Regions from separate parts of the Homo sapiens genome. Here regions 1, 3, 4 and 5 are each linked to region 2. A link is a contact called in ENCODE Hi-C or POLR2A ChIA-PET data. All regions are on one chromosome and are shown on one strand. The core of a region is the stretch at or near the end of the contact, and the rest is flanking DNA. Distances in the headings are between cores, read along the strand shown.

The links. Hi-C counts contacts between places; a loop is a spot of excess contacts on that map. ChIA-PET counts read pairs that join two places held with the same protein, here RNA polymerase II (POLR2A). Pooled maps may share reads with other maps.
Region 1: a pooled map shows a loop between it and region 2 (3-fold over the local background). The contact joins the enhancer-like site here to the promoter of KPNA2 in region 2. A Hi-C loop is called at or near these places in 1 of 50 pooled maps. POLR2A ChIA-PET finds 5 or more read pairs at or near these places in 4 of 52 experiments (HepG2, OCI-LY7, WTC11 and 1 more).
Region 3: a map of CD8-positive, alpha-beta T cell shows a loop between it and region 2 (21-fold over the local background). The contact joins the promoter of NOL11 here to the promoter of KPNA2 in region 2. A Hi-C loop is called at or near these places in 8 of 168 maps with a recorded cell type or tissue (B cell, CD4-positive, alpha-beta T cell, CD8-positive, alpha-beta T cell and 5 more), 13 of 37 single-sample maps with no recorded cell type and 27 of 50 pooled maps. POLR2A ChIA-PET finds 5 or more read pairs at or near these places in 4 of 52 experiments (Caco-2, activated B cell, activated naive CD4-positive, alpha-beta T cell and 1 more).
Region 4: a map of naive thymus-derived CD4-positive, alpha-beta T cell shows a loop between it and region 2 (4-fold over the local background). The contact joins the enhancer-like site here to the promoter of KPNA2 in region 2. A Hi-C loop is called at or near these places in 1 of 168 maps with a recorded cell type or tissue (naive thymus-derived CD4-positive, alpha-beta T cell) and 7 of 50 pooled maps. POLR2A ChIA-PET finds 5 or more read pairs at or near these places in 1 of 52 experiments (naive thymus-derived CD8-positive, alpha-beta T cell).
Region 5: a loop to region 2 is called in a map with no recorded cell type, with 5 times the contacts of the local background. The contact joins the enhancer-like site here to the promoter of KPNA2 in region 2. A Hi-C loop is called at or near these places in 1 of 168 maps with a recorded cell type or tissue (PC-9), 3 of 37 single-sample maps with no recorded cell type and 8 of 50 pooled maps. POLR2A ChIA-PET finds 5 or more read pairs at or near these places in 5 of 52 experiments (CD4-positive, alpha-beta T cell, HepG2, IMR-90 and 2 more).

What each region holds. Positions count from the first base shown.
Region 1 is chr17:68,397,728-68,400,427 of GRCh38, forward strand. The region is part of intron 10 of ARSG (arylsulfatase G); the gene reads left to right. Among named protein-coding and RNA genes, the nearest start is that of MIR635, 25 kb to the right of the region's middle. RefSeq lists an enhancer at 1,081-1,440. Within about 2 kb of position 1,449, at least 6 of the 41 ENCODE cell types and tissues checked have a DNase peak (open chromatin) inside an H3K27ac peak, as active enhancers do; they include OCI-LY7, where a contact is called at or near this core.
Region 2 is chr17:68,034,341-68,037,040 of GRCh38, forward strand. KPNA2 (karyopherin subunit alpha 2) reads left to right here and starts at 1,395. Exons shown (of 11, transcript NM_002266.4): 1 at 1,395-1,500. RefSeq lists a silencer at 1,128-1,177 and enhancers at 1,141-1,688, 1,708-1,927.
Region 3 is chr17:67,716,486-67,719,185 of GRCh38, forward strand. NOL11 (nucleolar protein 11) reads left to right here and starts at 1,451. Exons shown (of 18, transcript NM_015462.5): 1 at 1,451-1,603. The coding sequence starts at 1,463. LOC101928045 (a long non-coding RNA gene) reads right to left here and starts at 1,193. Exons shown (of 4, transcript NR_188294.1): 1 at 1,157-1,193. RefSeq lists enhancers at 1,362-1,441, 1,512-1,701, 2,624-2,700 and a silencer at 1,972-2,061.
Region 4 is chr17:68,345,163-68,347,862 of GRCh38, forward strand. It overlaps ARSG (arylsulfatase G), which reads left to right. Exons shown (of 12, transcript NM_001267727.2): 4 at 1,963-2,010. Among named protein-coding and RNA genes, the nearest start is that of ARSG, 55 kb to the left of the region's middle. RefSeq lists enhancers at 1-180, 1,452-1,561, 1,582-1,721. Within about 2 kb of position 1,434, at least 13 of the 41 ENCODE cell types and tissues checked have a DNase peak (open chromatin) inside an H3K27ac peak, as active enhancers do.
Region 5 is chr17:68,435,115-68,437,814 of GRCh38, forward strand. It overlaps WIPI1 (WD repeat domain, phosphoinositide interacting 1), which reads right to left. Exons shown (of 13, transcript NM_017983.7): 5 at 1,268-1,365; 6 at 506-598. It also overlaps a transcript of ARSG not described here and a transcript of PRKAR1A not described here. Among named protein-coding and RNA genes, the nearest start is that of MIR635, 12 kb to the left of the region's middle. RefSeq lists an enhancer at 926-1,426. Within about 2 kb of position 1,402, at least 19 of the 41 ENCODE cell types and tissues checked have a DNase peak (open chromatin) inside an H3K27ac peak, as active enhancers do; they include CD4-positive, alpha-beta T cell, OCI-LY7 and PC-9, where a contact is called at or near this core.

The sequences.
Region 1 (2,700 bases), core at 199-2,698, 360 kb after region 2:
AGACGTGTATGCATATGCATGTTTTGTTTTAATTTAATTTAATTTTATTTTATTTTTTGAGAGGAGTCTCACTCTGTCGCCCAGGCTGGAGTGCAGCGGCACAATCTTGGCTCACTGCAACCTCCACCTCCTGGGTTCAAGCGATTCTCCTGCCTCAGCCTCCCAAGTAGCTGGTATTACAGGCGTTCACCACCACGCCTAGATAATTTTTGTATTTTTAGTAGAGACAGGGTTTCACTGTGTTGGCCAGGCTGGTGTCAAACTCCTGACCTCAGGAGATCTGCCTGCCTCGGTCTCCCAAAGTGCTGGGATTACAGGCGTGAGCCACTGTGCCTGGGCTGCATATGCATGTTTATGTACCATGTATGTATATTCATGTATGCATATCCACATCTGTATACATACATGCATACATATGTATGCATATGCATGCTTATACCACACATGCATACACATGTTCGCATATGCATGTGTCTATATAAACATACATATGCATGCTTATGTTTATACACTATACATGTGTACATATGTATGCCTATGCATGTCTATGCACATATATGTATACACATGCATGCACACACATACATGTATACATATGCATATGTCCAGGCACATAAATAGAGATATACACACATATTTATATGCAGGTGTATGCACATGTATACATACGTGTATATATATGCATATATCAATATACACATACATATGTGTACACAGATGCATATGTCTGTAACATATGCATACATGTGTACATATGTATTTTAAAATAAGCACAATTTGTGTTCACCCTCAGATACATCCTGGGCTTACAAGGATTCCAATATGAGTTGGTTTAGAAACACTTTCAGTTCTAGAAGCTCAAAGTAACTCCTGGATATTCAACTGGGAACAATATGCCAATGCTTCTCAGCAATCCAGTCCTTCCCTATTGCAAACCAAGTAACCAAGAGTTAAGGAGAGGAGCAAGAGAGTTGAGAGGTGTCATGTGCACAATGAGCTCCAGTTCCACACTGGATGGTCTTCTCACAACCCACTCCAGCAACCTCTAGGGACGTTGTCTCTGTGATGTTCGAAACCACATCAGCTGACACCATGCTGCATATTCTTGCATCAGCTCAACCTCCTGCTTCTGATCTTGATGGGTCTGTGTCTAGGCAGTGAGGGGCACCAGGAGAGAGATGAGGGCTGGGAAGGGGAGGGCTGCACAGCCTAGAACCAAAGGTCCCACTTTGTGCTTTCCTGGCTCCCAGATGGAAGCTGAAGGTGGTAACATCATCACTGGTCAGGTCGTGTCTTAGCCCCAGGTTGTCATGATCAGGTCCAGAAATTGTCAACGAAGGAACGTTTCCCCTAACAGCTCTGCATCTGCCCAGCCTCACACAGTCTGGGGCTGCTGTGGGTCATCAAATGCTTGACACGCCCCTGGAGGCCATACATCGAGGAAACAAGCTGAGTTTTAATGTCCAGAAAGAACGCTGATCACTTCTCTTAGGGAGGCCCCTAGTGGCGAGAGATGTCATCTGGCGTGGCTGGCAAACTGACCACCCCCATCCACCCCCTTTGGAGGCTGTAGCTGTGCATCCCCACCTGAATGGAGAAGAAGCCCACCTTCAGGGGATGCTATATCAGCACCCTGTGGGACTTAAGGTAAAGGAATGCTCTCGTGCTTAAAAAACAAAACAAGATAAAATAGAGCAAGAAAGGCCACCAGGAAGGCAAAACAAGTTTGCAGAAGATAAAGTCATCTTTGAAATTTGAACCAGGCATCTGGAGAGCTGTGATTCATGTGTACTTTTGACAGCTTCCTTCCTATATTGATATAAACAAGAAAGCCATAATGGGTCTTCTCAAACAAACAAAAAAAATGCATAGACAAGTTCTCCAAAGTCCATCTATGTTTCTGAGAATGAGCCATCCCACAGTTTTGCTTCCTCGTGGATTTTGGAAGTTGCCTCTGGTAACGCCACATAAATAGTGGGAATATAGCAGCCCACCCTCATGGAATTTCTGTGACTGAGACGCAAGTACTGTGACTGATCTGAAGCAGCAACTTCACTCCCATCTTCTGCATGTCCGCGTGCATCGTATATCAGTTGACAATAGATTTTCCAAGTCTCCCACTTCCTGCTGTCTCAAGAAGGAAACAAAACAGTCTCCTGTGGTGAAGAGGCTTGGCTTTCTGCAGGGATGGAAGAAGTGAGGGTTTTCAGTTACGACTTCTTTTCCTGTTTGGAAGGAACCTGCTATCATCATGCGCGCCCTGGGTTTGTGCAGGGATTGTCACGAGAACCTGGAAGCCGCAGGTGTGGGGAGGAGCCCCACCTTGGCGGCATCCTCTCAGAGCTGTGAAACTCCGGGGGACAGCTGTTTACTGCTCCAACAGATGTTTCTCATTTTTTTCTTAAGTCTCGTGTGGAAACTTTGAATCATGTAAGTGCCTTTCCAGCCCTATATACGGTTGTGATTCATACCAAGGCAGTCTCATGCTTTTAGCCCAGACCCACCAACCTACCAAGGACACTGGCCTTTTGTTTTCTTTCACATCCTTCCCTCGAGAACCCTGATTTAGGTGTTTCCATTCTGTACGGTAATTCTTTTATTTGTGACCTGATGAGGAAAGATTTCCTCAGTCCAAATATAGTCGGATTGAGTCATAGCTGTGGGCGTCTGTGACCAGAGTCTGGGCTGTGCCCGATTCTG
Region 2 (2,700 bases), core at 145-2,644:
TGGTTTAGGGGTGAATTCCTTCCACATTCTTGCATTTAGGGGGATGGGATTATGCTGATTAAGAGTAGGTCCAACCCTTTATGAACTCTGGCTTTACGATGAATGAGGCTGGCATTAATGCCTGCAAAAATGGACAAACTTGCTGTTTGAATTTATTTATAGTAAGAAATAAACCATGAAAACTTTTCTAAAATGTAATCTTTTAGAACACAAAAAAATTGCAGAAACAAAAATGGCCCAGAATCCTGATGCTCTGTTGACCATCTTTGTTTTGTTTGTTCGTTTGAGCATATGGCAAAAAATGCAAAATTCAGAAATGTGTAATGAGCATAGAATGTTACTATAACAATTGAAAAAACTTGAACACACACTACATACTAAACAACAGCATGAAATTTCAGTTTTTCTGAATTTGATGACTGCAGTGTGGTTATATAAGAGAATGTCTTTTCTTAGGAGAGACACCGTGAAACAGAGGAAAAAGGACATGATTCTGAAACTTTCTCTTAAAGTAACATATTAAAATCACACATATGTACACGCGTGCATATGTATACATATATATGTATAGAGAAAGCAATAGCAAATGTGGCAAAATGTTAAGATTTGGCAAATCTGGATAAAGATTTGCAATTCTGCTGCATTTGAAATTATTTAAAAATAAAAAACTTGAGTTTTTGGAGAAACAGGCATAAGAAACCTTTTGTTTCCATATTTGCGGCTTCTATACAGTCTTTTATGATGCAATTAAAAAAAAACTAAACTAAAAAATATAACACAAATCTTCCCTCCCATAGTAGCCAGAAACCCCCGCCGAGTACTTTGGGTGTCATAATAGGAAAAAAATGCAAAGCAATATGTTTTTCTATAAAGATTACTTATTTACTAATTAGAATTTTTTTATTTTCATGAAGATCAACAACAAAGTTTTTAAAATAATGACTTAGAGAATCATTTTGTGGTATTTGTTTAAGGCTGTCGCCCAGGAAAACGCCCAAGGACCATGCACGCTTCAACCCTATGGAAACACGAACGGCCCAGGGAACCGCCCCTTCGCGCTGCTTGACGGGATCTGGAGTCCTCCCGCTCCGCCCCGCCAGGCGCTCAGGGACCGCCCGGCCGCTCCCTCACCGCCCGGCCGCTCCCTCACCGCCCGGCCGCTCCCTCACCGCCCGGCCGCTCCCTCACCGCCCGGCCGCTCCCTCATCTCGCGATGCCATCCTCTTTTTTTTTTTTTCTTTCCCCCCTCCCACTCGCCCCCAAGCCCTATGACTCCCTCCCCTCCCAACGTGTTTTTCAAATCCACCAATGGGCACACAGCTTAGGCTCGAACCAGCCAATCGGAATGCGGAGTCACCGGGAAATTTAAATCGCGCCGGCCGGCTGCACGAGCCACACGGTCTTTGAGCTGAGTCGAGGTGGACCCTTTGAACGCAGTCGCCCTACAGCCGCTGATTCCCCCCGCATCGCCTCCCGTGGAAGCCCAGGCCCGCTTCGCAGGTACAGACTCAGGCGGCGGCCCGGCCCGAGCGCTAACGGCTTGCCCGTGGGCGGCGTTCGCCTTTTGGGTTGGGGGAGGGAGGCCCCGGGTCCACGCCGAGCCTGGCTCTGCCTCCCGCGTTGACTAGGCCTCGGGGGCGACGTTCATTGACCAGGCGGCTGAGTTTCGCGGGGTCTGCGGGTTTAGGGCGCCGACGCTCTGCAAACGGCAGCGGAGGCCTTAACGCGTCGCGGCCGGGAGAATCGGAGCGAGCCAGGCTTGAGGGCGAATGTCCCGGGAGGACTTGTGGCGGCCCTGGTTTCGCCTCCTCCTTTCTCGTTGCATCTTCCCCGGCGTGGGGGCAGGGGCTGGGGGTGGCAGTTGGGAGCACCGTCTCTGACACCTAGGCCCCGGGGGTGGCTCTGCCACCAAGTCGTAGGCGAGCGTAATGAAAGCAAAGATAGCAAATTGTAAGGAGGGCTTTGACTTTTGTCATCTTCTGAATGACGCACAGCTGATGTCATCCTAATTAAGCGCATTCACTCCTAGTCTCTGGAAATGCAAATCAAATATGCGAGATGCGGCACTGCATTTTTAATGTTGACCATAATGTAATGATGAAGCAAATTTTTATTTAATTTTCGAGTCTGCACCTATTTTGGCCAAGTAAAGACAGTAAAATAGGGAGAGCCTCCTGAGGATCTGAATTTATTGCCCTGGCACATAATTTTTAGCTGTAAGTTGACTTGGTTCCCCTACTTTGTCTTGAATTAACTATTAGGGACTCTGGAGTATCGAACTAGGCTGTCAGAAACGGTGGATACATGTGGCTAGTCCAAATTGAAATACGCTGTAAGCTTAAAGTACACAAAAGATTTCAAAGATGGAGTATGGAAAAAGAATGTAGAAGATGTCAGTTATTTTATATATTGATAACACGTTGAAATACTATTTGGATATGTTGGGTTAAGTAAAATACATTATTAAAATTAGTTTCACTTGTTTCTTTTCTCCTTTTTAAAAATATGGCTACTAGGAAGTTTCAATTTATATAGCTTGCATTCTATTTCTGATGGAGAGCCCTCTCCAGGAAGTCTCAGCCCTTTAGAGGGAAGGGGGACACTTCCCCTTTGGGTAAAGCTATTTCATAGTGCCGAAAACATGATGATCCCCCCTCTAGTATACAGGTGTGGATTCAGTAGATGCTTGATAATTCAGTT
Region 3 (2,700 bases), core at 201-2,700, 320 kb before region 2:
ATTGCAGTGAGTTGAGACTGCGTCACTCCAGCCTGGGCGACAGAGCAAGACCCTGTCTCAAAAAAAAAAAAAAAAAAAAAAAGACATCCTCTCAAGGAGGCCTGTGGTCATCCTAGTGAAAATTTCACATACACAGACCACTCCTTCCTCCCCCACACACCCACGCTTTATCTCTCCCTTCTGAGTTTAATGTTTTTCTTCTTACCACCTATCACAAAGTAAGTTATGAAGCATAATAATAAACTATATCCTCTTGATCTCACAACCCAGCCTAAAAATTAAAAGATTATCAGAGTTCAAGATCACCTTGGGCAACAAAGCAAGACTCCATGTCTGCAAAAAATACAAAAATTAGCCGGGCGTGGTGATGGATGCCTGTAGTCCCAGTTATTCGGGAGGCTGAAGCAGGAGGATTGCTTTATTTAGCCCAAGAGTTAGAGGCTGCAGTGAGCCATGATAATGCCACTACTTTTGAACAACAAAAGACCTATTAGCATTATAAAAATAGACTGCATTTGATTCCTTCACAGTAGCTGGATATTCTCCTTTTGCCCATGTCGTCATGTTGGGGCAATGAGAAACAACACACATGGCGATCTGGTGGATGCTTAAATCTAAACTGAGGCACTTTGTCACACTGGGTACATTTGTTTAGTAATTGCCTATTAAATGGTTTCTCCCTAAGAACATCACAATTTATCTTTACTTATTTATTTAACATTATTGATTGAATCTGCCATGCTTATCTGAGAAACATACATTTCTCCCGGAAATAAAAACCTTGCCAAAAATCACACAGGGGACCTTCAACTTCACCTTCATCAAACTAGTCTGAATTTCCTGTAAGCTGAGGAGAGATTTTCCCCACTGGGGCTCAGAGAAGGGGAGTCAGAGAACTCAGAAGGCCTGAAAGACTGAAAAGACTGGAGATCTCTAGAGGGTTCCAAGAAACTTGGGGGGAATTAAGCATTTCACGTAGGAACAGCACGTTATTGGGAGTTTACCTACAGAGATAAATATTTTTTCTTTGGCAGATCGTTCCACAAGGCCATGGATGGAATTCCTAGGGAGTTCCCTTGCAATTAAAAAAAAAAAAATCTAGCTTATTTATATTCGACCACTCCCTAGACCCATCTACAGTCTCTCAAGTCCCCACCTAGAACAGCACGCAGCCGATTCAGGACCCAGTAAGCAGCACTTCCGCGCCTACCCTATCCCTTCCTGGAGCACATCCGGGACTCGGCGAGGCGTGGTCTCGGGAGGCGGAGTCTGACGCAAGCCGGCCCAGCCCACCTGGCTAAATTCACAGTCGCGCTCGCTCCTTCCGCCCGCCAGAGGTCGCAGGCTGCGAGAGCAGGTTCCTGGTTTGGCAAGCACTCGCCCCCTCAGGCCCGTTCATTCTCGCGAGAGAAAGCGCGAGGCCTGCCGGGAGTGAGCGCGGCCGTACTTAGGTTTGCTCAAAATGGCAGCGCTGGAGGAAGAATTCACGTTGTCTTCGGTAGTCCTGAGCGCCGGGCCTGAAGGACTCCTAGGCGTGGAGCAGAGCGACAAAACAGACCAGTTTCTAGTGACAGACAGCGGCAGGACAGTCATCCTCTATAAGGTGAAGGCAATAGGTTTGGGAGCGCCCCGACTGCCTTCTCGCCCCTTTCTGAGCGCGGAGCTCGAGCTCAAGTTTCTCACAGCTTCAGAAAGAGATCGTGGAGAAGGCTTAGCAGAGAGCCGGCTGGGCCTGTTGGGGACGCTGAGTGAGGTCTGGAATCTGGCTTGCTTGCCTTCCTGTAAAGGCATATTTCCGACTTGCAGGGGCAGAGCGTCTGAGTGCACGTGGGTTAGACTCGGAAAAGAAAGAAAACCTGTGCTTTTGCTTCGGAACTCGCGGAATTGGCCTTGCTAAGATTCCCTCCTAGGGTCTTTATTATCTTAGCCGCCCGCGGGAGGATGGAACGGAGATTGGTTGGGCGGGAGAGGATGACACTGACAGAGTGGGAATAGTGGTTTAGCCGTGTCTACACTTCACACCCCTCTCTTTGTAGGGGCGGGGACAATTTTAGAGAGTGAGGGACTTTCTTGATAGCTCGCTAAGAATCTTGCCTCCAAGTGAGTTGTCTGTTGGCATCTCTGATTCACGCTGGGAATCCTGGAGTTGAGTCCTGGGAAAATCTGCAAGCCCTGCCCCCATTTCAGCCTAAAGCCTGATAGAGAACACTTTCTAACCTTGCTTTTGGTGGTCGCATAGAAAGCAGTTACTTTTCTCTGGGCTGCTGAACATAGTTTTCCATGTTTTAAAGAAGTTAGGTATCTGCTTTGACGTTTTGAGAACAGGTTGCTAACAGCTCCCTGTGCCGTTTTGACTCTGCTAACTCTATTGGGTTTCACTTGGGATGTCAAGTAGATTTGCAGTTTTGCAGCTCCTGCATAGGAATACAATGGCAGATTGGAATTGGATAGACATGATCCCAGATGTCCCTACTTAATTTCCCATGCCGCTGTTCAGAGGCATAACTTCCCATGCAGAGGCATAATATAATCAATTTTTAAATGTACTATTGTTTTTTTAACAAAGGGTTGCTTATTTACTTATTTAGGAACTTAGTTATATTTTCATTTTAACTACCCTTTTAGAGGTTTGGCCGGACGCGGTGGTTCACGCCTGTAATCCCAGAACTTCGGGAGGCCCAGGTGGGTGGATCACTTGAG
Region 4 (2,700 bases), core at 184-2,683, 310 kb after region 2:
ACATGCGTCCATGTAAACCTCACAGCCAGCTGAACGAAGTGGCTCACGCCTGTAATCCCAGCACTATGGAAGGCCGAGGTGGGAGGATCCCTCGAGCCCAGGAGATCGAGACCAGCCTGGGCACCATAGTGAGACTCTGTATCTACAAATAAGTAAATAAATAATAAAACTCATAGCCAGGAAGAGTTAGGTCCCAGGGCTGTCCCAGACTCAGCCCCTATGCTGCAGAAGTGGGGCTGGCTTCTTCTGGAGCTGAATTTGACCTCACTGGCCCCTCCGTCTTCATGCCTTTAAACTCCCAGTAAGCAACTGTTTGCAGCTTGACTGTTTAGCTGCATTCCTCACCCCCTCACCACTCACGACACCTTTTGCACATCCTGGGCAGGATATTTAAGCATATCCAGCTGTTGCAATTATGAACTAAAGTACACTTTTAGGAAAAATTAAAGACCCACCAAAGGAATATCAGATCCTTTTACAACACTCACACTTTGCTTCTAATCTTGGTCCATGTTTATGTGTTGCCTAGCTGTGCGAATACCACTGGGCTCCACTTTTCCCCCTTTCACATTATTCTATGTTTCCATGTCATATAATTTTACATAGTATAATTTTTATGATTAAACAATACTTTTCATAATTTTAATATAATGTCATGTTCTCATGTAATGTTTAATCCAAATATTTCACATAATGCTTAATACATTTCTCTCAATCTTTTTTATTTATTTGGGACAAAGTCTTACTCTGTCACCCAGGCTGGAGTACAGTGGCTCAATCTCTGCCCACTGCAACCCCCACCTCCCGGGTTCAAGTGATTCTCCTGCCTCAGCCTCCCGAGTAGTTGGGATTACAGGCGTGCACCACCACACCCAGCTAATTTTTGTATTTTTAGTAGAGATAAGGTTTTGCCACGTTGCCCAGGCTAGTCTCAAACTCCTGGCCTCATGTGATCCGCCTGCCTCGGCCTCCCAAAGTGCTGGGATTACAGACATGAGCCACTCAATTGAGAGAAATTGAGAGCCCATTTCTCTCAATTTTTTATTAATCTTTTTTTTCAATCCCATAGAGCAGTTGCAGGGAGGGAATAATGGACTCCTAGAGGCCCTTCATCCAGTTTCACCGATTCTTAATTTTTGCTACATGCAGTTGTCTTGAAAAAATAGATCGATAGTTCCTTATTGAGGCCACATCAAATAATGTACTTAGACATACTCCTGTGGTTGCCCGTTAATCTCTCGTTTGAGCGGTTTAATGCTGCCAGCGTCTCAATCTTTGTACCACATTCTTTTCTTTGCCCCCTCACCATGGGGGTGGCGTCCCTGGGGTCTACTCCTCAGAGCGGAAGAGCAGATCAGAGAGTTCTGACACTGTCAGAGCTCTTGCCACACATTGCCCGATTATTCCCCCAGACTGAGCGCATTTGCAGACCGAGGAGCAGCAGGGTGTCTGAGTTTCCTCATTTGCTGCCCCGTAGGTGTCTCGGTGCTTGAACTGCGGGCTGCTGATGTTGGCCAGAGAGGAAGATGATGAAACCAGGCAGGAAGCGGGCATTTCTGAGACGATGTGGGGCGGTGCACCTGCACCCTGGGCCTCCTGGTGCCTTTGCAGGGCCCCAGCGCGGGAGGGCAAAGTGAAGGAGCCCATGTGGGGTTGCTGTGTCTGTGGAGCCCTCTTTGAGGGGCAGAGGCTCAGGCTTCTCCGGGCTCCTGGTGATGGGCTGTCTTCCCCTTTCACTGTGGTTTCCCGTGTGAGTCTGGGGTCATCCTTTATGTGTCCCTGTGGACACCGTCTCGGCCCCAGAGAGCAAAGCCTGGCTTGTACACCACATTGCAGCTTCTTTTGGCTTGTCCACAGTGCGAGGCGAAGCTAATGGAGAGCTGAGTGTGTGATCAGCTCCTCAGGGGGCTGTGGTACCCCTATGGGGATTCCTCTGAAAATCTCTCTTATGTTTTTCTACAGGCAAATGGCATCTTGGACACCACGGCTCTTATCACCCCAACTTCCGTGGTAAGAATTCTTTTGGGGATTTGTTACCTGGGAAACAGAAAATAAAGGTCTCTGTGTAAGACTCCATGAACAGCTAAGCCATCCTGTCTCTGGGGGCAACCCTAAGTTAGGACATCTTTGTTCACGAGGTCATTTGAGTGCATTTGGGGTGCCAGGGCTCTCCGGGACCTTACATCCCACTTGCTGGCATCTTCCTTGACTGTCCTTCCTTGGTGCCTGTTTGCCCTTCCAACTGCCCCATCACAGGCCCATCAGCTTTTTTGCCATCTCTCGGTTCTTTACACCTCAGGGAACATTCTGCCCCATGAGGTCCAGACATGGCTAATCTGGGAAGAAGTAAAAATTGACTGATGGGTTCACCGAAGCAGGAAACCTGGCCATAGACCCAAACAGGAGATGCTGCCTCTTGGCCTCTTCCTGCAGCCTTTGCTTCCTCACCCTCTGGCCTTGGGGAAGTAGGCCAAGATCAAGCTACCAAAGCTGGTTCTCTGAAAATCACTTTGCTGAAGGGCGGATTCTCCAAACGTCCAATTCACTGAATTACTGATGGTTTTTCAAAGTTGCAGTTCGTGCCACTGACCTTTTCCATTTCCTATAGGAAGCCGTGGACTTTCTCTTAAAGGCATTTACCATGATCTCAGCTTTGGTGGCTTCTCCTGTCCCTGGCCCCTTCCTCTTCTGCCATTTTAT
Region 5 (2,700 bases), core at 152-2,651, 400 kb after region 2:
GAGAATCACTTAAACCTGGGAGGCGGAGGTTGCAGTGAGCCGAGATTGCGCCATTGCACTCCAGCCTGGGCGACAGAGCTAGACTCCACCTCAAAAAAAAAAAAAAAATTCAATTGGATCACTTTCTCTGATTATTCCAGGCAGAAGACATCAATTTCTCTAAATAGCAAAGTAAAGCATTTGGTTTGCACTGTACTGTGTTTATAAGGTGTAGCATTTGTCCGTCTCTACGGCTGATGTACACGTACATTTCTTCATAAGACCACGAGTTTTCATGCAAAGTGTCTTGTATCTTGCATATTGCAGGCCCCTGGCCTATTGAATTAACAAATGCATGAATATACCACACATGCAGAGGCCAGAAATTCTCCCTCTGAAACAAATTCTGAGTGGGCCCAGAGACCAGTCAGTCTTCATGTCACCAGGTTTGTTCAATCCCATCCCTGCGCACGGCAGGAGCCATCCAGCGAAACCCAGACAGAGGTGTTGGTGGGAGTGGACTCACTTTTTCAGACGCACTTGCTAGTTTGGAGCCTGAGGCATTGAAGGTGATGGCAGCTAGTGTTCCCTCATGGGCAGCAATAGTGCAGACTGTTTTCTGTTGGTGAAAAGGAAAAATGGATACAGATGCTGCGGAGGAGGGAAGATGGATTTCACCTCCCTCCCCTTCCTCTTTTCTCCTTTCTCCCTCCTTTGTCCAGCTCCCTGTCTCTTCCTCTGTCCCCCAGGCCATCTGCATGTAAGCTGTGTGTCATTTTCTGGTGAATCAAGATTTGGCTTCAAGGGCCACTCCATTTCCATCCCTTTTCCTGCCCTTGGGAAGGTGGCCACGAACGGAGCACCTGATGCAGTGTGATGCCGTCGCAGGCGCGCCCTGCACGCATCTTTAGGCAACTTCCCACAGCAATCTTGTCCCGCTCAGGGATGCCTCAGAGACCAGAGGGCAGGGAATATGAAACACCTGCACACTGTCTCAGGCTGTGGCATGGGACAGGGTGACACATTCAGGGAGACAACTGGCCCCCTGCTGGCAAGTGGTTTTCATTATGCTGCAGATGTCTAACTTGGCCTGGCCAGCTGGCTTATGGTGAGGTTGACTCACAGCAAGCCCGAGGGGAAATAGTATCACCTTCTCTTGAACAACTCCCCAGTATTGCTTACTCCCACCGCCTCCAGCCCCCGACGGCAGGGCGTCCTTATCTATCTCCTTCCATGACCACACAGCCAAGGCAGGTGGGTTGGCTCAGCCAGGTCACCGTCAACTTACCAGGGAGTTTCCATCATAAAGCACAATCTCCCCTGAAGTCAGGCTTCCAGGATAGGCCAGGTAAGAATTGGAATGGTTGATAGAGAGAGCACATAGACCTGGCAAAGAAGAAACAGAACATGAGAAGCCTGGGGCCAAGGGAGAGATTGCACGGCTGGAGAGGGCATCTGAAAACAGTACAGCTACAGTGCCACCTACTGGCAAGGGGAGGAATGGCTTTGCAGACAACTGCTTTCCGCTGATGATTCTTCTGATTAAGGCTTCCAATAAAGCAACTTCACAGGGGAAGACCTCCTGATTTAACACTGGCTGCGTCCTTGCTACAGTGAAACAATGAGACTTGCCGGGCACAGTGGCTCATGCCTGTAATTCCAGCACTTTGAGGCGGGCGGATCACTTGAGGTCAGGAGTTCCAGACAAGCCTGGCCAACATGGTGAAACCCCATCTCTACTAAAAATACAAATAGCTGGGCATGGTGGTGCGTGCCTATAGTCCCAGCTACTTGGGAGGCTGAGGCAGGAGAATCGCTTGAACCCAGGAGGCAAAGGTTGCAGTGAGTGGAGATCGTGCCACTGCACTCCAGCCTGGGCTACAGAGTGAGACCCCGTCTCAAAAAAAAAAAAATATATATATATGTGTGTGTGTGTGTGTGTGTATATATTGCTCATTTTTACATTTTACCCCAGGACTCTGAAACAGCATCTACTTTTCTTCCAATTCCATTATCCTCTAGGGTTACAAGAGATTTCCTCAAAACTGAAATAAATCTTCCTATAGTGAAAAGTCAGTACATATTGGTCTTTCTGCAGATGATTATATACTGTTGGCCAGTAACTTCAAGTTGGAGAAGAGGAGCTGCCAAGAACCTATTTAGAAACTGAGAAATTTCAGGCCAGGCAAGGTGGCCCACACCTGTGATCCCAGCACTTTGGCAGGCCGAGGCAGGTGGGTCACCTGAGGTCAGGAGTTCGAGATCGGGCTGGCCAACATAGTGAAACCCTGTCTCTATTAAAAATACAAAAATTAGTCAGGTGTGGTTGCATGTGCCTGTAGTCCCAGCTACTCGGGAGGCTGAGGCAGGAGAATTGCTTAAACCTGGAGGTGGAGGCTGCAGTGAGTGAAGATAGTGCCACTGCACTCCAGCCTGGGTGAGAGTGAGGTTCTGTCTTAAGAAAAAAAAAAAAAGAAACCGAGCAATTTCTGAGCCAAATGCCCTGCCTTGATAAGGGAAATGGGTACCTCCCGAGGAGGAAGTTTATTTGAGGTCTGCGTCTGCAGTCAAGATGGTGTGCCTAGACATTGAGACAAACTAAATAAAGAGGACATTTTGGATTTAAGATGCTTCAATAATATTCCGGAAGAGTAAACAGCCCATCAAACCACTGAACCAACATAAGCTGTTTTTATTTATAAGGGGATTCAAGAAGGGAGC